Regions from separate parts of the Homo sapiens genome. Here region 2 is linked to region 1. A link is an interaction called in ENCODE POLR2A ChIA-PET data of the cell type or tissue named here. Cell type or tissue: B cell. All regions are shown on one strand. Each heading gives the region's core, and the rest is flanking DNA. Links, peaks and the distances in the headings are about the cores only. Region 1 has its middle 110 kb from the start of SIRPA. Region 2 has its middle 43 kb from the start of SIRPA.

Region 1 (11,580 bases), core at 2,759-7,758:
CACAGGGGATGTCCAGAGGGGCTGGGCCAGAGGCTGTACCCACCTTTCCCCTGCCTGCGCACCTGGGCTTGCAGGGTGACGTTGGCCTTGAGTGGGGGCTGCTCATCGTGGACCACCCAGCAAGCAAACTCACGCTCCTCCAGCGTGGCCTCTGCCTGCCACGTGTGCTCCAGAGAGTATGTCCCATCTGGATTTCTGGTGGCCTGAGGGGACGAGGGGACACCAGGGTCTGGATCATGCTCCTGTTCTCCATCCAGGTGAGTCGCAGGTGGGCGGGATAGAAGTGGAGGACGTGGCAGGTGAGATTCACTCTGTCTTGCACATGTACATGGGTCCCAGAGGTTTCAGTGGTGATCTTCAGGGTGGGGACAACTAGACAGAGGAATAGGAAGTAAGACCTGGTGAAATCAGCCCCTGCCTGTGGCCACCCATGCTTCCCTCTCCCAGGGAACAGCCTCAAGGTCTCTCGCCTTTTTTTAAAGAAATATTTTTTTCTTGTATGCGTAATGTAAAGCAAATAGGGCTAAATGTTAATATTCATTAAATATGGGTAAGGGTACCTGGGTGTCTGCTATATTCTGTATTTTTGAAATATTTCATATCAGAAAATATAATTTTAAGAATTAGTAAAAGGTGATGCCCATGACGACAGGGACTTTATTTTGCTCGTTGCTGCATCCCCAGCACTGAGCACAGGGTCTGGCATACAGTGGATATTCATTATTATTAAATGAATAATAAACATTTAAAAAAAAAACTGTAACAATGACATTAATAGAACAAAGATGTTTAGAAAGGGAGTCTGGGACCAGATAATAACAAGATCAAACATTCGTAAGTAAGTCACTGCATGCCAGGCACTGTTATGTGTGTTTTATAAGGAATAATTCATTTAATCTTCACAGGACAGCTATGAAGTAGGTCCTCATTTTTTTCCTGTTATATAAAGAAACTGGTATTAAATAGTCAAGTAACTCACAAGATCCCACAAGTTGTAAAGTGGCACAGCTAGGATTAAAACCCAGACAGCGAGCCCCTGGAACCTGCGCTTATAACCACAATACACATGATCAGAAATCCATGAGGAATTTCATTTCCCCATTTATGAAATGAGGCTTTGGGCAAAAACCCTGAAAGCTGGATGCTTCCAGGGTTAATGTCCACCCCACCTGACTGCCCATTCACCTCAGAGCACTTGGGAGAGATTCATGGTTGTTTTCAGGGGCTCTGCCAGGGCCCTGTGGGTGACTTCGCAGGTGATCTCAGATGAGACATCCTGTCGGGTCAGTGTCACCCATGCCTTGCTGGTGATGAAGTCATTGCCTCCATTGTCAGGCACCAGGCGCTGAGCTGAGGCTGGATGTTCATCACTGTCCTTCAACCACGTAACATTGAAGTCCCGGGAGAAGTCCTGGGAGTTGAAGGGGACAGCAGTACAGTTGAAAGGCACTGAGTCTCCAGGGCTTGTCCTGTGAGATGGACCAGTCAGAGAGATGAAGGGCTGTCCAGCTAAGGAAAGAGCAATTGTGATTGTACACTGAGAGTGGGACACACCCCACAGGCACCAGTGGCACCAGAGCTGTGTCAGGCCCTGGGGGCCTACTATATGCTGTGTCTGATTCTGTCTTCAGGCAGCATATCGGCATTTGATCATAAGAAAACAAGCAAATGCAAATGTGATTATGACTGATCCCAGTGCCATCAAGGAAACCCAAAGACTGCATAGATGGAGAATACAGGGAGGACTTATTCTAGAAGGGCAGCTGGGGAAGAATTACTTGAGGAGGTGACATCATTGAGCTGAAACTCAGGAATGAATAGGAGCCAGCAATGGGAAGGGACAGAGGAAGGACATTCCAGACAGCGGGGACAGCAGGAGAGAAGGACCTCAGGCAGGAAGGGCTTGGTGGGCTTGAGAAACTGAGAAGTCTGTAGGGGACCCTAGTGTCATGGCAAAGAGGTCCAGAGTGAGAAGAGCCTGGGGACCATGGTGATGATCTTGATTCTATTCTGAGAGTGATGGGAAACCAGCAGAGACTTTAACAGAGGGGCAAAGTGGTCTGATGTACATTTTTTAGAGGATAACTGGGGTTGTTGTGTGGAGAATGGGAAGGAGCGTGGCAGGAATGGAAGCAGGGAGACCAGTGGGGAAGCTGGTACAGACCTCCAGGCCAAGGTGATGGTAGCCTGGACTAGGGTGGTGAGAAAAGGAGGCTCGAGACACATTTGGAAGATACAGCCCACAGGACTCAGTGATGGGCGGGATGGGGGGTGAGGGACAGAATGAATTCTGGATCAACAATTCCCAGGTTTTCTCTAGAGCAGCTGTGTGGGTGGTAGCTCTACTTTTTGAGCTGGGAAGATCTGGAGAAGGACCAAGTTGGGATAGGAAGGGAATGGTGATGAATCAGGATTTCCATTGTGGATGTAAGTTTATAAGGACTTGAGTGTAAAGTCAAGAATCACCCCAACAGGGATGGTTGGCCCCCCTACTCGGGTGCCTCCCATCAACACTTCACTAGACCCCCGTTGTCTGCTTGCTTACCTGCAGTGACAGGGAGCTGTCTCCATGAGAAGCAGCTCCATTCACCCTCACACCCAGCTAGGACTATGACAAAATATTTCCTGCTTCTGGGATATAACCTGGGATCTGTCTCCCAGAATTTTCCCAGGAAAACTGCAGGATGAGACTCACCCCTCCTTCTAAGGACAGCCTTGCAGAGCTCTGGAGCAAGAAACTCCCCAAGTCTTCACAGCATTCCCTAAGCCCCTGCTCTGCACCAGGTCAAGAGCTGGGTGCTGAGACCACAGAGATGAGTCAGACAGGACCCCCACCCTTGAGAAGCATCTGGTCAGATGGGGGTGAAAGGCAAATAAACAACCAATGACAAGCAGGATGACAGGCAGAGGGCAGCGCAGGAGGCCATAGGAACTTGTCCTCTTAGCACACAGCTCTGGTACCTTCTGGACTGTGCTCTGCCCTCATCACCCACCCTGCACACAGCACCGTGTGGTTCAGAAAACATTTTCAGCCATGTGTGCTTCTTTTCTTCCACATCTCAGCTGTGGGAGGCTGGTATTATTGTCCTCACTTTCCAGAAAAGGAAACAGAGATTCAGAAAGGTCTCGTGACTTGCTCAAGGTCACACAGCCTATCAGTGACTAAAGAGGGAGGGTAAGAAGGCCTGTCTGACTTTGGGTCCAGGACTCTTCCATGCCTCCAATGCCGGAGGCTCCATCACTCTGGCGACTTCTCTCTCTCTCTTTTTTTTCTCTCTCTCTCTTTCTTTCTCTCGCTCTGTCTTTTCCACCCTTACACCCTCTCTGACCCAGAACAGGTAGCCACCCAGACTAGAGCTGACATCGGGAAAACTGGGAGGTGGGCTCCTCTTTTACCCCCTGACCTCCCCCGAGCCCCTCACCCTTAGGTCACTTCCTCTTCTGACCCCCAAGCTCCCACCAGCTCCCTTTGTCCGCAAGGTCTACATTGAAGAAAAGATGCAAAACAGCACCTGACTGGCAGGAAAACAGCTCAGTCACCTCCTCTGAGCCTCAGTCTTCCTTCAGAAAGACACAGTGGCTGGATTTGGTCATTCCTGGGGGTCTCCTTGCCTGCCCTGAGGGTCTCTCTGGGCAGGAATCAGGACTCACCTGTGAGTCCCAGCAGAAGGGTGGGCAGGAGGGAGCCCAGGGCCCGCCCAGGTGTGGTAGCCATGGTGAGAGACTCACAGTGCTCCTGGTCTGTTCCTGGTGGCAACCACTGGATAAGGCCCTGAAAGAGCCCAGGAGCCACTGACCAGCCTCTGACAGCCTGGAGCAGGCCTTATACTTCCCAGCTGCCTACCCCACCCCATTCTCTGCCATGCCTGGAACAGAGGCCTGAGCCACAGTGAGGGAAGTGGTCACTGTGGCCACGGCCTCCTTCCAAGCTGCAAACCTTCAGGCCTGAGGTGTCTAACCAGGGAGGCATCTGGAGCCTTTTAATGGGTTCCGACTGTCCCTGATTCCCCATGAGCAAAACCAGAAAGCGGCTGAGCTCTGCCTCAAGCTTCAAGCCACAGAGCTGGCCTCTGATAGGCTGAGCCTTGATGTCCCTTGTCCTGGAGGCTCCTCCATGCTGAACAAGCAGCATCAAGAGCCTGCCCTGTCCCAGGCCCAGACACGGCTTCTGGGAATGCAGAATGGATCAGATATGGGCCCAGAGGGTTGAGAAGTGAGCCTTGACATACACAACCACGTGCAACCAAGAAAGACCCTAGACTTTGAAACCCAACCCTTGCCTCACAGCTTAACTGGGCTTGGACAATGGTGGCACGGATTTCCCATGGCCCAGAACTGTCTACTAGGCTCCACGTTGGGGAAACATGAGTTTGAAACACAGCCACCAGTTTCCCTGACCTCCCTATGAAAACAACCTCTCCCTTTGGTCTCTCTCCATTTCCTTACCCTACGTTACTGGGCTTTCCAATGGTTAGCCCTGATGTATATTACTCGTTTTTATCCATTTCCCTCATGAAAAACAAATGATTTGCCCTGAAGACTACTGCTTTTTGTTCATGGCTGTAACCAGCAGCCACACAGTGCTGGGCACAGAATAGATACTCGCTAATAACAAATGAACCTTTGGGGCCAGGTATGTTCTCAAGACTGATTACAAAGCAGCCAAGCCCAGCCTGCTCCCCAGCCATCCCATCTCTTTGGGGTCTGTACGCTCAGCTAAAGTGGAGGGAGAGGCTAGAGAGGAGTTTTCTAGCCTGGGTGAGGCTGTTATGGAAACTCCCCTGACCTCACAACCCCCCACCACTACTCAGCCAAGCAAGGCACCCCAAAATGACTCCTAGATATTACGTGCCTGCAGGAGGAGGAGGCTGGCTTTTCTTTTTCCAGGTGTCTCCTGAAGCAACAGTGGATTTGCTGATCCACCTTGATGTTGCCCTGAGCAGGAGAAAAAGGAACTGAAAAGAGACAGCAGGGTAGAGTGACGGGGTGGCAGGGCAGCAGCTCAAGCTTCCTCCATGCAGAGTGGCAAGGGGGTGAGGTCCATGGAGAGACCCTCATTGAAAGGGGGGAGCCGACCTTAGAGCATCCCACTCAAGAGAGATGACCACTGGCAAGAGGGCCTAGGAGTAAGAGACTGCAGCATGGACTCCAGCGGGGAGCTGTGAACCTGGATCAGATCATGCATAAAAGAGACTGTGCAGCAGACTGTGTACCCCCACAGCATACACACATGGGCACACACACGTGCACATGCATGCACACATGCACACATTCAGGATCCTCCTAGGAATCCACACCTGTGCCCTAGGAGGCAGCTGGCTTCCAGAGTCCAGCCATAGTGAACAGAGCATTGCTGGGTAAAAGAAGTCCCTCTTTTTCCATCTCCCTTCCCAGGCCCTAACACACCAGATGATAGACAGACCCAATTCAGGGAAAGGAGGAGGGACAAAAGAATGCTTCACCTCCATCCCTTCCAGATCCCTCAGCAGGGACTTGGAGGCAGCAGTGGGCTGGGGTGAGAGAAGGAAGTGGACGCTGAACTAGATGTAATGTTGGCATTTTCAACCAGACTAGTTTGGACTGGGCAGGGCCTGACACAGAATAGTTACTTTATAAAGTTTGGTAAAATTATTCATCTACCCTCAGTTCCTTGGTGACACTAGCCACATTTCAGACACTCAATAGTCACGTGTGGCTACTGGCTACCATAGTCGACAGTGAGGTCTTGGGTGAAACATTCTTCATCAGGGAAGTCTTTTCTACCCTAATGTCTCCCTGTGGGTTCAAATACTTCTCTTGCAGAGCATTTATCACAGTTATAATTAAACTGTTAACTTGAAACTAGTTGCATAATAACTCTTTCCCTTATTAGACTGTAGGCTCTGGAGGACAGGGACCATGTCCTTGGTCACTAGTGTAAATAAGTGCCGGATGAATGTTTGTTGGATGGATGGATGGGTGGGTGGATGGATGGATGGGTGGATGGATGGGTGGATCCATGGATAAACAGACTAAGAGGAAGGTATGTGCTACAGGGCAAGGGACAGAAGGAAGCAATCCCACTGAGAAAGCAGAGAAGCCTTCCTGGAGGAAGTGGGCTTCCTTCAGGGCTCCTGTCTCAGCCCTCCAGCTTAATCACACCATCTACACAGAAGGAGAAGACTGGCAACACTAGGGCTAAGCTGCAGTGGGTGGGCAGCCATGGGCAGCCTGCCTTGTGGGGCTGGAAGGCTGAAGGGGAAGTGGAGAAGATGAGGTTCTCCAAGGAGTGGCCTGAGGAATGCCAAAGTACCCACAGGGCTAGCCCAGGCTGGGCCATGCGTCCACTGGGTAAGGCTTGGCTTCCTCTGAGTAGAGTCACGTCAGTCTCCTTCCTTATTCTAGCACCGGCAAGAACTGGCTGTCACGTACTCTATAAGCACAACCTTTTATAGGAGCTGGGGACCCAAGAGCCCTCATCATGAATATGGGCCCCTGTGCTGGCCTAACAGGCTGAGGGCCCAGAGAGGACAGAGAGTTGCTAGCTCTTCAGAAAAGGGACACTGGGCCAGGTGCAGTGGCTCATGCCTGTAATCCCAGCATTTTGGGAGGCCAAGGAAGGCGGATCATGAGGTCAGGAGTTCGAGACCAGCCTGACCAACATGGAGAAACCCTGTCTCTACTAAAAATACAAAAATTAGCTGTGCGCGGAGGCATGCGCCTGTAATCCTAGTTACTCAGGAGGCTGAGGCAAGAGAATCGCTTGAACCCAGGAGGCAAAGGTTGCAGTGAGCTGAGATCGCGCCAGTGCACTCCAGCCTGGGGACAGAGAGAGACTCTGTCTCAAAAAAAAAAAAAAAAAAAGGACATCAATGACCCTAAAATCCAACTCCTTGCTGCAAGGACCCATGGATCTTTTACCCTCACCCCATCTTCTTAGACTTACCCTTGACAAGCTGCACATGTCACTCTGAGCCTCCTGCGAACACAAGTCCGTGTCTCCCCAAGACGATGATCAGCCTCCTTGAGGACAGGAACCCTTCCTTGTCCACTTGCTCCATGTCTGAGACCTCAGTGCCTCACACAGCCCCTAACACTGAATAGCCCCTGAACATGCATGTGTTAAATAAATGTGTTTCGTTATTGATTTACTTATTCCTGCAATTCTTTATAGAGTGTCAATTATGTGGCAGGCATCATTTGGGGCACTGAGCAAGTGAGCAGTGAGCAAGATAGTAAAAATAAAGGAATACCTAGGCAGTATAATTCCAGGGAGGTTAACTGGTATGAAGAAAAAGAAGTCAGGGGATAGACAGTAGCTGCGTATATTTTGGACCGTGTGCACAGGAAGCCTTCTCTGGGGAGGGGCCTATGAGCTGAGACCTGAATGAAGGAAGTGGAAGTCATAGGGAGTTCTAGGAGAAGAATGTTCCAGAGAGAGGAATACACTTGCAGGGCAGGCATGAGCTGGGCATATGTGAGCCACAGCAAGGTCACTGTGGTGGGAGCAGAGTGAGGGAACAGATGGTCATGGGAGAAACTGCAGGACTTGATCTTGGAGGCTGTGCTGATGAGGTTAGAGTGTAATCTGTGTGCAGTGCCTTGGGCAGAGAGCAGTACCGGAGCAGGATCCAGGTCACAGATTGGAAACTCACACTCTGGTGGCTGTGTGTATGTGTGTGTTGGAGGAGGGACAGGCTGGAGGTGGGTAAGGAAGGAAGCAGGGGAGAAGAGGAAGCAAGAGGCCACTGCAGTTAGGGATGGCTGGACACAGGACTCTGGAGCTGGGGGAGAGATAGGTGATGGAGATGGGGGATAGATATTTGCAAGCTGTCAACATGTGGATGGTTTCCACATGGACATTGCATAGGATGAGACCACCTCAGGAAAGAAGAGATTGGGGGAGAGGGAGAGGGGGAAGGAGAGTCCCAGGGCTGGGATTCTGATCTGGCTCTGCCACCAATTTGCAGGGTCAGCTTGGGCCATCTCTCTGGGCTTTGGGTTCTACAACTGGACATGAAGGGAACTGAGCCAGGTGATCTCTAAGGATCCTTCTTCTTTGAATATTCACAGGCTTGGTTTCATTTCCTGTACCCAGGAGTTTTAGTCTGGGCCGGGGCTCCACTCACCCCACTGCTGAGCCTGCTGGCTATCTGATCCCTGCATTGCACAGGGCCCCACTCTGAGAGGAACCCGCACTTGATTTACTGCTCTGCTGTTACTGTTTTGAAACGTTTAATTATTCTGGGACATGCTCTGCTAATTATGTGGCCAGTGCTACCATGTGCCGTTGGTCTACTGCTGTGAGGTGAGGCAGGAGCACGATTTGGCTGTTGGGAGGTCCCTCAGGTTGTTGGGTGCCAGGACTGAGGGCCCTTGCTGGACCCCTCTGAGGACTCCCCAGTCCCTGCTGTCACCAACGCCACCCTCCCAATGCCTCCCCAGACTCTGCAATCCCAGAAAGACAACCTTGGCATTCCTGAACTTCCTTTTCCTCTTTCCTTCAGAAGCTGAACAAATAGTCAAGGGCAAATACCAAAACCGTGGAATTCTGATATAGACCAGGATTTCCGAAGATATGAGCCATGGACTGACATGCAGACACAGTCCTACCCCAGATGTAGAATCCTACAGAGGTCCTAAAATCTGCAGTTAAACAAACTAAACAAAACAGCATTCTGACTGAGTTAAAACTTGAGAACTGCTGATTTAAGCTAGTGACCCAGATGAGTTCAGGAAGATGACTTGATGGGGGCATTGATGCTGCCTGGATTGGGGGCTGGGGAGAAGGAGGGAAGCCAGGGAGAGATGAACTACTCAGCCATATGCTCCTTGTCCTTCAGGTCTCAGCTCAAATGTCCGCCCCCAGGAGGCCTTCCCTTGACTCCAGCACACAGTGAGCTGAGACCCTGCTCCAAGCTCCCTCAACTCCTGACCTTAGCAGAGCACCTTCTTACCATTGGTGATTGTCACTACTGCTAGACTGCGTGCACCGTGGAGGCCAGGAATGGGGACTCTCTTGGTCTCCATGGTATCCGCAACACCTAGCACAAGGTGTAGCACACAGAAGATGCTCAACAAATACTTGTTCGATGAATGAATGAAGAGAGAGTTTGGATGTATAGGGCCAAGGGAATCTTTCAGTCCTAGGAATCTGACACTTACCTTGGAGTGAAGGCTGGTTACTGCCTCTTGCCTGAGGAGACCCTATAGAGGGCTAGCATTAGAATTCCCCTCTCCTGGCTGATCTTAGAGTGATGGAAGAGACTGGCAGGGGAAAATTTAGACTAAGGTGTTAAAGGCTAACATACCATTTCACCCTTCAATATTGGTTGTGATTTCCAAAATGCTATTTGCTAACCCCACTGAGCATCTCACTGGGAAGATCCAAGCCATTGAGGAAAGAAAACAAGCAAAAGAGATTTAAGGGTTAAAGAAACCCTCTTTTGATATTTTACATAGTCCCAACAAACTTCTCTGCTGCAGGAGATGAAGACTTCAGCCACTACAGGTGGACTGGCCCCAGTGACCCCTGTCTCCATGAGAGCAAGCAGATATAATAATGGGAGATGATGGTGAAGATCAATGCCTTAAACCCGAAGAATGGCTTTAATGGTGGACTTTTAGGCTGTCAGCACTTAGGTGGGGCACATCTGTAGGAAGAGGAGAAGAAAAGAAAACTCAATGAGATGAGGTGATTTGCTTGATAACTTACAGAGAGACCAGCAAGCTAGATAGGAACAACTAAGACCAATAAGGAAGTTATAAGAGGCTCATTTCTGCTTAAGAGAAGGAAGAACTTTCTAACAATAAATGCTGTCCAGTAACAAAACTGTTTATCTTTTGGGGGAACTTCCTTTCATCAGGGAAGTATAAGTATAGAACTCCAGTTAGAGATGCTGGACAAGGAGTCTAATTCGACTAGATAAGTGATTTTCAAACCATAGGTCACAATGCCTTCATGGGGCATGAAATCGATTTAGCGGACCTAAACTAGCAATTTTTTTTAACGGAAAAGATAGAAGAGAGAGGAAAGAAAAGAAGGAAAGGAGGAGAAGGGAAAAGTTAGAAGATAGAAGGGGAGGTGAGGCGAGGAAAGAGAAAAGAAGAGGAATTATGTGAGTTTATCCCACATAGGAAAGGCAAGAACTGTCCACTGAAACTTTCGGGGTGTGTGTGTGTGCGCGTCCGTGTTTGTGTGTGTGTGTGCGCGTGTGTGCACTCACTAGGTGGCAATATAAAGTATATTACTAAGTGTGGGTGATAGTCAAAAAGATTGAACACCTCCGGAAGTTGATCTCTAAGATCCTTCAAACTTTGCAGTTATGTGACATGAGGTCCTTAGGTTTTATGTATCAAATTATGAGAATAGGATTCTAAGATCCATTTATTTCATTTTTTATTCATTTACTCCACATTTATTTAATACCTATTTTAAGCCATACTGGGTGCTAGGGGCAAAGAGATACATCAGAATCAGTATCAGTTCCTGCCCTCAAGATATGGAGATGAACATTTACACAGATCATTATAATACAGTGTAGTATATGCTTCAGTAAGCATTTGGCTAAGATTTATGCACCTTTCACCCAGCCCCCTGTGCAAACTGATTTTCTTATCTCCATTTTACAGATGGAAAAAAAATCAAAGCTCAAATGGTCACACAAAGGGTGAATCAAGGTCCACCCAGCAGAACCAGAATTTGAACCTAAGACCACCAGGAGAGCCTGAATTTCTAACCGTTGGGCTCCACTGGGGTGTGAAGGGCAGGTGGGTGGGATATGGAGGCTCAGAGAAGGAAGGCTGGCTGCAGCAGCTGGGGGTGGGGTGGGGAAGAGGCCAGGGAAGGCTTCATAGACAAGGGATCATTGAGCTATGTCTTGAAGGAAGAGGAGTTGGATGGCTTGACAAGGGGGCAAAGGTGTCACCTTCCATACAACCAGCAGAAGCCGCTCGAAGAATAGTAAAAATTGTGGGATGTACAGCAGGCAGACCTGGTGCGAATTTTAGTTCCAGCTTTTACTACCTGTGTGACCCTGGACACGTCACCTAACCCCTCTAAACTTCCATTTCTTCATGCATTACATGGGAGTTATTATGAAATGAGAGATTACGCACCCAATGCATCCAGCATTAGCACAGTGCCTGGAAAATAATAGAAGCCTCATGCTAATTACAACCTATTTATGACAGTTTGCTGCCTATCAGCTGAGTAACCTTGAGCAAACTGCTAACCTCTCTGTGCCTCACTTCCCTCATCTTTAAAATGGGAATCATAATAGCACCTATCACATAAGGTTATGAAAATAAAATGAATACACGTGACATGCTTAGAAGAGTATGAGGCAAAAATCAGGTGGATGATAGAGGTAGGTCACTGTTAATACTTCTGTGTGCTACACACCGTGCAGAGAGTTTTACCATTTTATTTATTCATTAGGTTAACAAATGATCATTGAGGGTTTGCTAGGTTCCAGGCAATATTCAAGGTGCAGCAGAGAATACGAAGTAGGTTAGGACAAGGCTGCAGCCCTGGGTGGAATTTGTTTGCTGGGGAGTGGGAGGGAGAATAGGATTTGGGCAGGAGGTGAGATAAGTGGT
Region 2 (11,580 bases), core at 4,187-9,186, 70 kb after region 1:
CCACCTGGATCCTTCATTGTGAATAAACTGGTGAACTGAGCCCAGGTCTCTGGGAGAGCTGGTAGCTAAAGGCAGACTAACAGAACAAAAGCTCTGCTGTCAGTCTGAGGTTGGAATCCCAATGCCCTCACCCCCTGGTCACTTCCTACTATGAAACTTCCATTTTCTCATCCAATTCAACTTGTTAAAATGGTTAAAGTCATCCATTATCCCAATGTCTGACATATAGTACTCAATAAATGATCATCCACTCTGAAACAGGGGCTTTCAAATAATGGTAATAAATAGATTAAAGGATCTAGCAGAAAAGGTAGACAACATACATAAACAGATGGGAAGTTTCAGAAGAGAGAAGGAAACTATGAGAAACAAAAGAGAGAGAGAGCTGACTGGAAGTGCTGGAACCAGCAAGAAAAAGATAATATCAAAGAGGAAGAATTCTGTTGATGGGATTAGCAACAGACTGGACACAGAGGAGGAAAGTGAAACTTAGTGATGGGTCAACAGAAATTCTCCAAACTGAAAAGAGAAAAGAATGAAAATTCACAACGTAGCTTTCTTAGATTTGTTAAGAGGGTGAAGGCCAGTGTCAGACACATTGGATTAAGTAGTACCATTCCTTCAACCATTTAACAGAAGTACATTGAGCTCCTATTATGCACCAGACAGTGTTTACAGTGCTAGAATCTCAACAGTGATGAAAAGGACAAGGTCCCTGCCCTCAGGGAGCACACAACCTAAGGGAAGGATCAGACTCCTAAATAAGTAAAATACATACATAGTATATTAGATGGTGTATTAGTCTGTTCTCATGCTGTTAATAAAGACATACCTGAGACTGGGTAATTTATAAAGAAAAGAGGTTTAATTGGCTCACAGTTCCACATGGCTGAGGAGGCCTCACAATCATGGCAGAAGGTGAATGAGGAGAAAAGTCACGTCTTACATGGCGCAGGCAAGACATCTTGTGTAGGGGAACTCCCCTTTATAAAACCATCAGATCTCATGAGACTTATCACCATCATGAGAACAGCACAGGAAAGACCAACCTCCATGATTCAGTTACCTCCTACTGGGTCCCTCCCATGACACATGGAAATTATGGGAGCTACAGTTCACGATGAGATTTGGGTGGGGACACACCCAAACCATATCAGGTGGTGATGTGTCCTATGGAGAAAAAGCACGGGAGCAGGCCAAGAAGAGTAGATTCAGGGGATGCAATTTTAAATAAGGCGGTAGGTCAGGGAAGGCCTCAATAAGAAGGTGACATTTGAGCAAAGACCCAAGGGAGGTAATAGAGGAACCAGGCAAATATTTGGGGGAAGAGCATTCCAGGCAAAATGAACAGCTGGTGCAAAGGTCCTGGGGCATAAATGTTCACAGACAGTTATGCCCCAGGGAAAGCCCAGAGGCTGAGGTGGCCAGAGAGGAATGATCTTGAATGATGGAAAACAAGGTCAGAGAGGAAGGTAAATGGGAGGTGGCCCCCCACCACCCCAGGAGGGAAGCAGATTATCATGTAGGGATTTTGGCTTCAGCTGTGAGATGGAGGCCTTTGGAGGATTTCCTTCAAAAGAGCCACATGACCTGACTTCTGTTTTAACAGGATTCCTCTGGCTGCTACCTGGAGAATGGACTGGAGGGGCCCAGGGTGGAAGCAGGGAAGCCAGTGGAGAGTCTGTGGTGACGATCCAGGTGAGATATGGCACCTGGGATGAAGGTGGTAGCCATAGAGATGATGGCAGCTTTTAGATTTGGGGTGCATTATGATGGCTATGCTGATGTCAGGAGAGCTCTTATTGTTTTTATATGTGTTGCTGTTATTAGGGCTAGCCAGGCTCCCACAAACTTTTTTCAAGGAGCCCCAACCCAGACAAGCAGGAGTGAAGCTGCTCACCTGGCCCCACCTGCCAGGGGAATCTTGCTGCACTTGTTGGGTAGCTGGTGGCCAAGGTCCATCTCCCCAGAGCCCAGCCCTGTAGGCTCCTCACCCTCCAGGCAGCCCAGGGCAGCTGCAGGCTCAAGGTTGCTCTGAGCAGCCCCCAGCTCCACAGCTGTAAGGTTCTAGTTGTTGGTTTACTCAGAGGCAGCAGATTCATCTGGAGAATCTGGTCCCTGCAGCCCCAGGTGCCCTCATCTCACTTCCTAAACATTCATGAGAGGGGAGGCGGGCAACCTCCTCAAGACACCTCGACTCAGATGCCTGATTCCTGCCGCCACTTGTCCACAGCACTGCCCCATCTGGCTCCTGCCCTCCACCTGACGGCTGTCATGGGCTCCTGCTGGTACCCCTGCATCCATCCAACCCTTTCCCATCCACCCCACTAAGAGCAGGAATGGGCCATTCTGAAGAGGGTGACAATGTCACTCAGCGAGTGCTTAAAACTCCACCATAGCTCCCCCTGGCCTGGGATAACATCTAGAACATTAATAGTGGCCTTCAAGGCCCTGTGTGATCTGGTCCCACTCTTCATGGCCTTCTTGTCCCCCCACCCCACCACCACAGTACTTGCCAGCTGTAAGAAGCTGTACCTAAAGCACCCCTGCAGAACTTTGCACAGTTGCTCCTCCAGGTTGCTCTAGCATGGAATCCTCTTCCTGCCCTTCTCTACCTGGCAAACTCCCACTTCTCTGTCACCTCCAGGGTCACTGCCGTCTTCTCCAGATGGCTGGAACTCACCCCAGGCTAGGCTCCCTGCTGGCTCCCACAGCTCCCTCTGCTCTCCCTCCTTATTCAGCTGCACTATATTACAAGGATAATGACAACACATTGGCAGGCATGCCCTGCTCCCATTGTCCATGGCAGACATCACTAAACGATCAGGGTGTTCTTCCCCCCTGAGCCCGGATATGGCCTCAGGAATGCAGCATTCTAGAGCTCATGGTAATCAAAAAGAGGTCGGGTGCAGTGGCTCACACCTGTAATGCCAGCACTTGGGAGGCCAAAGCGGAAGGATTGCCTGAGGTCAGGAGTTCGAGACCAGCCTAGCCAACATGACAAAACTCTGTCTTTACTAAAAAAAATAAAATAAAAAATTAGCTAGGCATGGTGGCGGGCACCTGTAATCCCAGCTACTCAGGAGGCTGAGGCAGGAGAATTGCTTGAACCTGGGAGGCAGAGGTTGCAGTGAGCAGAGATTGTGCCACTGCACTCCAGCCTGGGCGACAGAGCAAGACTCCATCTCAAAATAAATAAATAAATAAATAAATAAATAAATATAAAATAATAAAATAATTAGAAAGCCTCCTGAGTAGCTGAGATTATAGGCGCCCACTACCACGCCTAGCTAATTTTTTATTTTATTTTTTTAGTAGAGACAGGATTTCGCCATGTTGGCTAGGCTGGTCTCGAACTCCTGACCAGGAGGCTGGGAGGGGGTGTAGGAAAGGCGGGAGGGGGTGTAGGAAAGGCAGGAGGCGGTGGCAGCCGGGTTGGCGGGGTGGGGTAGGGGGTGGGGAGGTGGGGAAGGAGGATGGGGTTGGTTATCAGGTTCTCGTCCTGAATGGCTCTGCCTCTGGCTTTCCCTGTAGCTTGGGCAGATGCCTTCTCTCGGGACCTCAGTTTTCACATCTGTGAAATGTGGCAATAGGGCCAAGTTGTCAGTGACATTCTTCCCAGATGTCTCCCAAGTGTCAGGGCTGGATTTATAAGCACCTACTCAGTGCCAGGCCCTCTGTGTTGTCCTGGAGAAAGAGATGAATAAGACACTTAACCCTGCCCTCCAGGAAGCCATGGACTAAAGGTGAAGGGAGTGTGGTGTGTGTGTGCGTGTGTGTGTGTGTGTGTGTGTGTGTGTGTGTGTGTGTGTGTTGCATGTAGGCAACTGGGGATGAAAAAATCAGTTTTAACCTGTCACCCAGCTGAGGCTCTCTAGGCTACTTGGAGCTTCCTGGAATTTCCTTTGTGTCTAATTGCAATTAGCATTCTTTCCTGTCTAGTAGATGCAATGTGTCCCTCGGGAGGAAACGCAGAGACCACTGCGGAGATGTTCCAGGAACTGAAACCTTTGCCTTCCCTTTAGACTTGCCTCCTAACTCCGTCTACATTAACCATATGTCTAATCTCAAGTCAAAAATTCAAGGTTTATAGGGTAGGGGCTAGGCTTGTCAGCATTTCCCAATGATGTCCTGTCCCACGATAAAACAATTCTGGGGACAATACATTCTGGAAATGCTACATGAAATCTCCCCCTCTTGAAGCTTCACATTACACATTTGCATATAGAAGAATCTAAGGGAAGCAAAAAAAAAAAAGTTTGTCAAACTTTGCTTAATCCAGTTCTTCAAACTTATTTAACCACATAACTCTTTTTCTCAAAGTTCCTGTTTGCATCTCTGTCAGTTATCATGCTTTAACTTGCATCAGAAACCTCAGTCAAGCTGGTTTATGCAACCGGAAGAGTACATTAGCTTTTGAGACTGAAAGTCTAGAAAACATAAGGGCCTCAGGTAGAGTTCAATCAAGGCCTCGGCTCCATCTCTTGAGGCTTCCCTTGTGTCTCTATCCCCCCTTCTGTACACTCGTAAGCTTCATCCTCAGCCTGGTTTACCCCATAAGAACAAAATAGCTGCAGCAGTTCTGGGCATCATATTCAAGTACCCCACTGCACAAAGAAGAGGAGCCTTCTCTTTTCATTACAGACTGGATGTCCTTGCTGTATTTAGACCATGTACTTATCTCTGAGCCAATCACTGGGCAAGAGAAATAAATGGGCATCAGCCAATGAGAGCTTACCCCTGGGATGAAATCATAACATCTTCCACAAAGCCTATGACAATGTCTTCCTTCTAGTAACACATATCCCAGTAATCTCAGCTATCCCATCCCATTCTTTGCTAAGGAAACTGATTTGTGTCCACAGCACTGGTGAGCCACTGATCTCAAAGAGGGTAGGCCCCTAACATGAACTCTGGGGGTGAATCTTGATTGGTCCAAAGATCATGGTAACCTTATTTCTCTTCACCAACGATTGGTTCAGAGATGGCCATAGGACTTGGTTCTAGCTAATGAGATGCAAGCATCTCCTGGGTGGGGCTTCTAGAAAAGCTTTTGTCTTCTGGTGCAAAAAATAGACTTAGATGGCATATTCCTTTGCTCCTTCACCTTTCCTTCTTCTTCATACCTGGAATGAGGATTTGATACCTGGAGGTGTGGCAGCCATCGTGGGACCAAGAGGCAAAAACTGCAAGAATAAATGCCACAGTCCCAGAGACTGCAGAACAGAAAAATAGAGCCCAAAGGCTAGACAACATTGTTGGGCAGCTGTGCATAGTCTGGAATGCTATCTCTTGACATCTTATTATGAAAAATTGGATTGGAAATACATATTTGTTTGAGCCAAAGACATTCATTACTAACTGACCAAAGCCAAGTCATTTTTTGTAAAATAGGACTTGTGAGAGCCTTGAGACACAGCCTTGAAGACACAGCTTGAGTATCCTTGAATTCCAGATACTTTCATAAACAAGTTCTGCCCAAAGATGTTATAAGAAAGCAGATTGTCCAAGCTTTGCATCCACCCCAGCAAAGAGTTGAGTGTTCCCTGTGTGAGAGGGGCACCAGGAGTCATGGAGCGTCAGGCTGGGAGCCCAACAAATCCCATGGCAGAGTGTCCCATGTTGCTTTGAGGTTTATAGAGGAAGCTATGACAATGCCAACTCAAAAGTACATTCTTGAATTCAGATACTGATTGAGATGCAGCGAAATCTATCCACAGTCTTAAGCTCATCTCACTCTTCTTATATCCTAGTAATCTTACTTCTGAGCTCTCTTCTGATAAAATAACCCATAATAAGCAGAGAAAAAGCCAGGAACATAATTTTCATGACAGTTACATTTACAATATCCTCCTCATCCTGCCCCAGCCCCACCAAAAAAACTGGACAAATCTAAATGTCCTATAACAGAGGAAGGATTTTAAAACTATCTGTTCAGTGGAATATTACATGATCATAAAAAATGATGTTTGCAAGTTTATAATATTATAGCACAGGGGAAAAGCCGGCTGTAGCATTATATATATTATGTATAATCTCAATTATAGAAAAATTGCATGAGGGAAAAATCAACCATGAAATAAAGACAGTAACATGTTAATAGTGATTATGCTTGGTTACCGTTATTATGGGTAATTTGTTGGGGAATTTTTCCTGCTGTTATATATTTTCCATTTTACCTATATGTTCTACTTTTGTAAGCATAAAAAATAAAACTGGCTCTTCTTTTAAAAGCTTCCAGGACCCTCCAATTTGTGAGATCATTGCTGTTGTCTCTCCTCCAGTAAAGCAGGTAATCAAGGACTGCCCAGAGCTGGTGACCCCATTCTGCACCAGGCCAAAATAAAAACAGCTTCCAACTCCAGCATATTTGATTAACAGCTTGAAATTCTTTCAAGAGGCAAAATGAATGGTAGGGAAAGGGGAAGATCAACACCCTATTGTTAAATGGTGATGTGAGCTTGCAGGAACTAAAGGCAAAAAGAGGTACACACCATTCCCTGCCTTATGCAAATCGATGCAAATAGGACACACTCTCTGGCTAAGCAAGAATTCCAGGTCTGAGCTCCCACCTGGATCCTGGGTCTCACTGAGGAGGGAAGGAAGCAGTGAGAGGAGGGCATAGTGATGACCCCATTCATTGAGCACCTACTAAGTGTCCCACTTGCAAAGCATTTTCATGGCCTGGAGCTCGTCTACCACTCATCACCGCTTGTGATGAAGGTAATATTATCACCCACTGTTTGAAGGCAAGTCAAGTGGAGCTCAGAGTGGGAAGTGGCCTATGCAACGTCACAGCAGGACCAGCCAACTCCAAAGCCAGTGGTATCTGATGACCAGGCTACGCAACCCTGGGATACAAGTGCATATGGTGCCTCTGGTGGGATCTAGGGTCAGTCCTCAGTGTGGAGGAGAGAAGAGATGTATAGGTTGTCGGGACCACAAAGCATGAAGGTCTGGAACTCCTGGATGCAATGTTAGACATCCAGGTGGAATGCTTGTAAGTCCCAGACAGACTTTGGTCCCCACCTGGCCTTTACACTCATTGGGCCTGGAACACGCCCCCTGCAGACACCTACTGGCTCACTATAATTCCCCAGTCAGCTCTCTGCTAAAAGGTTACCTTATCAGAGGGGCCTCAGCTGACTACTCTACCTAAAAGAGCATCACCTGCTCACCTCTCCCAGCTCCAACATCTCTATCCCCGCCCTGCTTGGTTTCGCATCGTCGTGCTTGACACCCCTCGACTTACTACATATGTATTCGCTTATTGACAAGAAAGTCCACTCCATGAGGGTAGAGAGTTAACTTTTGGGCTCAGCTCTGTGTTTCCAACACCTGGTACATACTTGGTTGTTCAAGACATATGTGTCAAATGAATTAATGAATAAATAAGTGAATTTCAACTTCCCCAGAGCCTAGTTACACAATCTTGGACAATGACCCAGCAACAATAATAACATAGTTATTAATGATACATCACTCTTTATAACTAACGTTTCTGAGCACTTTTTTTTATGAGACAGGGTCTCACTCTGTTCCCCAGGCTGGAGAGCAGTGGCATAATCATAGCTCATTGCAGCCTTTGTCTTGGGTTCAAGTGATTCTCCCACCTCAGCCTCCAAGTAACTGGGACTACAGGCACACGCCACCATGTGCAGCTAATGTTTTAATTTTTTATTTTTTTTTAGAGACAGGGTCTCACCATGTTGTCCAGGCTGGTCCCGAACTCCTGGTCTCAAGCAATCCTCCTGCCTTGGACAGCCAACATGCTGAGATTACAGGCATGAGCCAGGCCCCCAGCCCTGAGCATATATTTGTACATTCCTTTCCTCATTTGATCTTCACATCAATCATCTGAAGCAGAGAACGTAATTATCCCCATTAGACAGCTGCAGGGACGAAGGCACTGGGAAGGCAGGTGCTGCCCAGATCAGAGAGCATCGCTAGCAGAGTCAGGACTTGAATCAAGCATGTCTGATTCTAAAACCTACTTGCCTACCCACCATGTGATGCCCAGGTCAATTCCACCCAACAAGAGGGCAGGCACTACATCTGCCTTATTCTTCGCCATATTCCCAGTGCCTGGCACCAGGTGAATTGCCCTTGGAAAAGGATGAGAGAAATCAGTGGTTCTGGAAGTGTAGCCCCAGGACCAGCAGCAGCAGCAGCACTTGGGAACTTCTTAGAAATGCTGATTCTTGGTTCCCATTGCAGATCTACTGAATCATACCAATGCACGCTAGAGTGTGAGAACCACTGGGACAAATGGGCGAACGTCCCCAAGCCTGATGCCCCATCCATAAAGCAAGGCTGAGCACCCATGGGATCAGAGGGTAAAATGAGAACTTCAGCCAGCGCCAGACCTGCCAGGGGTTTGAGCTATCCTGATTCCTTCCCACAAGCAATTGGAGGACAAATTTTCAGCTCTAATTTCAGGCCTTTGATTTCGGCCTCATCTGGCCAGGAAGATGCCAGCTTGTCAGAGAGAGTGGGAGGCCAGGAGTGATGGAGCTGGAGCAGGAGAATCTATTATTAATTACCATGTAACATTGATTAAGAGCCCACAAGGCACCACAGCTGCGAGGAGCTCAGGAGAGCCTCCGCTCCTGCCTGGAGGGGAAAATGATTAGCAACATTATGAAAGGAAATATTCATCCTGTAGCGGCCCTGAGCAAACACCTCCAGGGATGGGGAATTTTCCTCTCCCAGTGATCTTTGCTCCTGGAGCGGGGGCAGCTGCCTCCGTGGCCTGGGACAGACTTGTCGAGCTAGGAAGGTGGAGAAGCTGACCTCTGACCCATCTGCAGGTGTCAGGTTGACAGGTCAGAGAGTGCAGCTCTAGGGGGCCAGAGATGCCCAACTTGGGCTCCTGAAAAAGCAGTTTAAGGTGGCAGGATCTTTCTGAATTTTGGAAAGAAAGAGGCAATCTGGATTTGGTTTTCAATTCTCCAAATTTTTAAATATGGTTAAGACAGATTCTGGGTTGGCAACTTCTGTAGCTACTCAGCTGCCCTCATCACATTTAATCCTTCCAACAACTCCGTCTTTATCTTCTAGATGATGACACTGAGCCTCGAAGTGGTCACTTACATAGCAAGTCAGTGGAGCAGCTGGGATTCAAGCCTATATGTGCTTCCTGAACCTCTGCTTTCTCTACTGAATCACTCAGGTATATTGAGGTGCCCTGCCCCTGGTGTTCCAAAGCCACCCAAACAAATTCCAAAAAGTTTATGACTATTGCCCAATCCAAGCTACATCCCTGCAACAGGATCACACCCAGATGTAACATAAAAACTCCTAGTCAGGCAACATGTATGGATGTGTGAATCTGAGCACCTGACCATTCTAATACCCACACTGTGCTCCTCCCAGAAGCTTGAGTGTCAAGGAGCTGGCCCCAACCTCCCAGTGGTCCTGCTTCTGACCTTTGATCTCACATTTATTTCCAAGAGGATCTAGTGGAATTAACCAGTCACCTCTCCCTTTGCTCCACGGAACTCTATTTTTTTCTGCCACTGACTAGCTGGGAAGCCTTAAGCAAGTCCCCAGCCTTCTCTGAGATTCAATTTCTCCATATGCCAAAGAGGACTATTTGGATCCAGGGATCAAGCTGCTGGCCTTATTCATTCTATGGTCAAGCCACTGACCAAGTCATTCCTAAATTCCAGAGTGAGAACAGAGACTTCATAGGTGATAATGATGATGATGATAAAAATGATACCAAGATACTAGTTAACTATTTTTAATGCTACCTAAGTGCCAGGCACTGCGTGTGGATTATCTCTTTTAATCCTCACAGCAACCGTATGAAGAAGGTGGTCTTGGTAAATGCCATTTCACAGAAGATGAGACTGAGGCTCAGGCAGAAAAATGACTCCAGAGCAGACACGCAGAGCCTCCACTCTGGTGTCCACCCTGTGCCCTCTCTCATGTTCACAAAATGTGAGGTTTGTTGGCTCCTTCTAGATTTCTCCATCTGGAATTCAGACCATAACAGGTCCCTGGGGGCTGAGCAAGCTGCTCTGTTTCCCAGGAAACCATGTGGAGCCTTGAAGATTTATTAAGGAATTCATAAATTTGGGGGAGAGTTTTAAAACTGGTACAGCTGGCCACAGATCCCCAGGGAGGTAGCAAGCTCCCCATCCCTGCAGGTGTGCAAGCTGAGACCAGGCAGTACATTTGGTGGAATGTTGTAGTAGGGATTCCAACACCAGATGGGAGGCAAAGAGGATGAGCTACATCAGTGACTTTTTGGAAAAAAACAAACAAATACTTGTTAAGAGCCAGACTGCCTGAATTCAAATCCCTCTTACTTTTCTGAGTGACTTTGGGCAAGTTACTAGACTTCTCTTTGTTCAATTTCCTTACCTTTAAAATAGAACTAATAATAGTACCTACCTGACTGCATTACTGTAAGATTACATAAAGTAATATGTGTGGAACACTTAGAAGAGTGCCTGGCACATGGTAAGTCTATAAAGTGTTAGCTATTACTTTCAAACATTTTATATTAACTTTGGAGTCCTGTCTTCCATTCGAAACTTCAGTGGATACTGATGTTACAACAAATAAAACAAAGAAAAGCTGACTGACCTGAAGAAGTCAGGGGCTGGGAGCACTGGAGCCCTGTGAAATCTGACCCCCTCCTGCAATAGCCTGCAAAAACACTGCCATGGCCCGATGCCACCACAGGCGACTGCACCTCAGTGGCTGCGTCCTTGCTGTCAAAATCCAATCTGCTCGGGCCTCTCAAAACTATGCATTCAGTGCCACATTTCACAGATGGGGAAACTGAGGCCTAGAGAGGCCTGCTAAGGTTACCAACCAGTTAAGAGCCAAGTTCCCTCTGGAGAGCAGAGGGGCTCCTCTGCCGCCTTCCCAGAAAAACAACCAACCACAACAAGGTCACAGTCCCAGTGCGAACTCCACTGCCCCTCTCGACATTGCCACAGAGGGACCCAGAGAGCCTCCTTAATGCCCCTCCCTGGTGCAGGACCTCCCACTGCAGGAAGCTGGTTTTGGAGGAGGGAAACCAGCTTTTGCTGGGAAATCATCAAGAGGAAGTAATACTTAGAGAAAGGAAAGAAGGGTAGCAGGAACCAGAGCTAAGCCTAGCAGAACGGGGGCAGGATGAGGCTGCAGGTTGGGGGTGGGGGCAGCCCAGAGCCTCCACCTCCCCACACAGAAAAGCTTGATCAGCCCTGGCCCAGCTCCAGACACCAAGCCTGGGATCAGCAATCCTGGGAGAGCCCCCAAACTTGCCAAAATTTCCCCTGCTCCTGGACTCTGCTCTTCCTGTGATAAGACCCATTTTCCGGGAAGATGTGATCACAGGACACTCTGCCTGTGAGTGTCTGATAGGAGGATTCCATCTGAGTCCTCTCCGGGAAGGCCTGTAAGACCCAACCATCAGGATCCAGACTCTCATCGTACAAAGGGGACACTGGCCCAGATAGGGGCTCATCTGAAGTTACACAGCAGGTTGGGACAAAGCTGGGACCACCCCCAGGCATTTGAGGCCTTACTGTTTTCACCAACATCAAAGTCTTATCTTAGTAACCATAGTCATAATAATAA

The links. ChIA-PET counts read pairs that join two places held together with the same protein. Peaks named below come from ENCODE experiments on the same cell type or tissue, not always from the same donor. Only the 100,000 strongest peaks of a DNase experiment are listed, where the experiment ranks them.
Region 2: POLR2A ChIA-PET joins it to region 1 with 6 read pairs; 5 of 35 experiments call an interaction of 5 or more read pairs at or near these places.

Annotation. Positions count from the first base shown.
Region 1 is chr20:1,778,477-1,790,056 of GRCh38, forward strand. It overlaps the pseudogene LOC100289473. Among named protein-coding and RNA genes, the nearest start is that of SIRPA, 110 kb to the right of the region's middle. In B cell, for the core only: no CTCF peak of the experiment used is centred there; a DNase peak (open chromatin) is centred at 4,960; H3K27me3 peaks cover 2,688 bases.
Region 2 is chr20:1,846,614-1,858,193 of GRCh38, forward strand. No RefSeq gene overlaps it. Among named protein-coding and RNA genes, the nearest start is that of SIRPA, 43 kb to the right of the region's middle. In B cell, for the core only: no CTCF peak of the experiment used is centred there; no DNase peak of the experiment used is centred there; H3K4me3 peaks cover 760 bases; H3K27ac peaks cover 879 bases.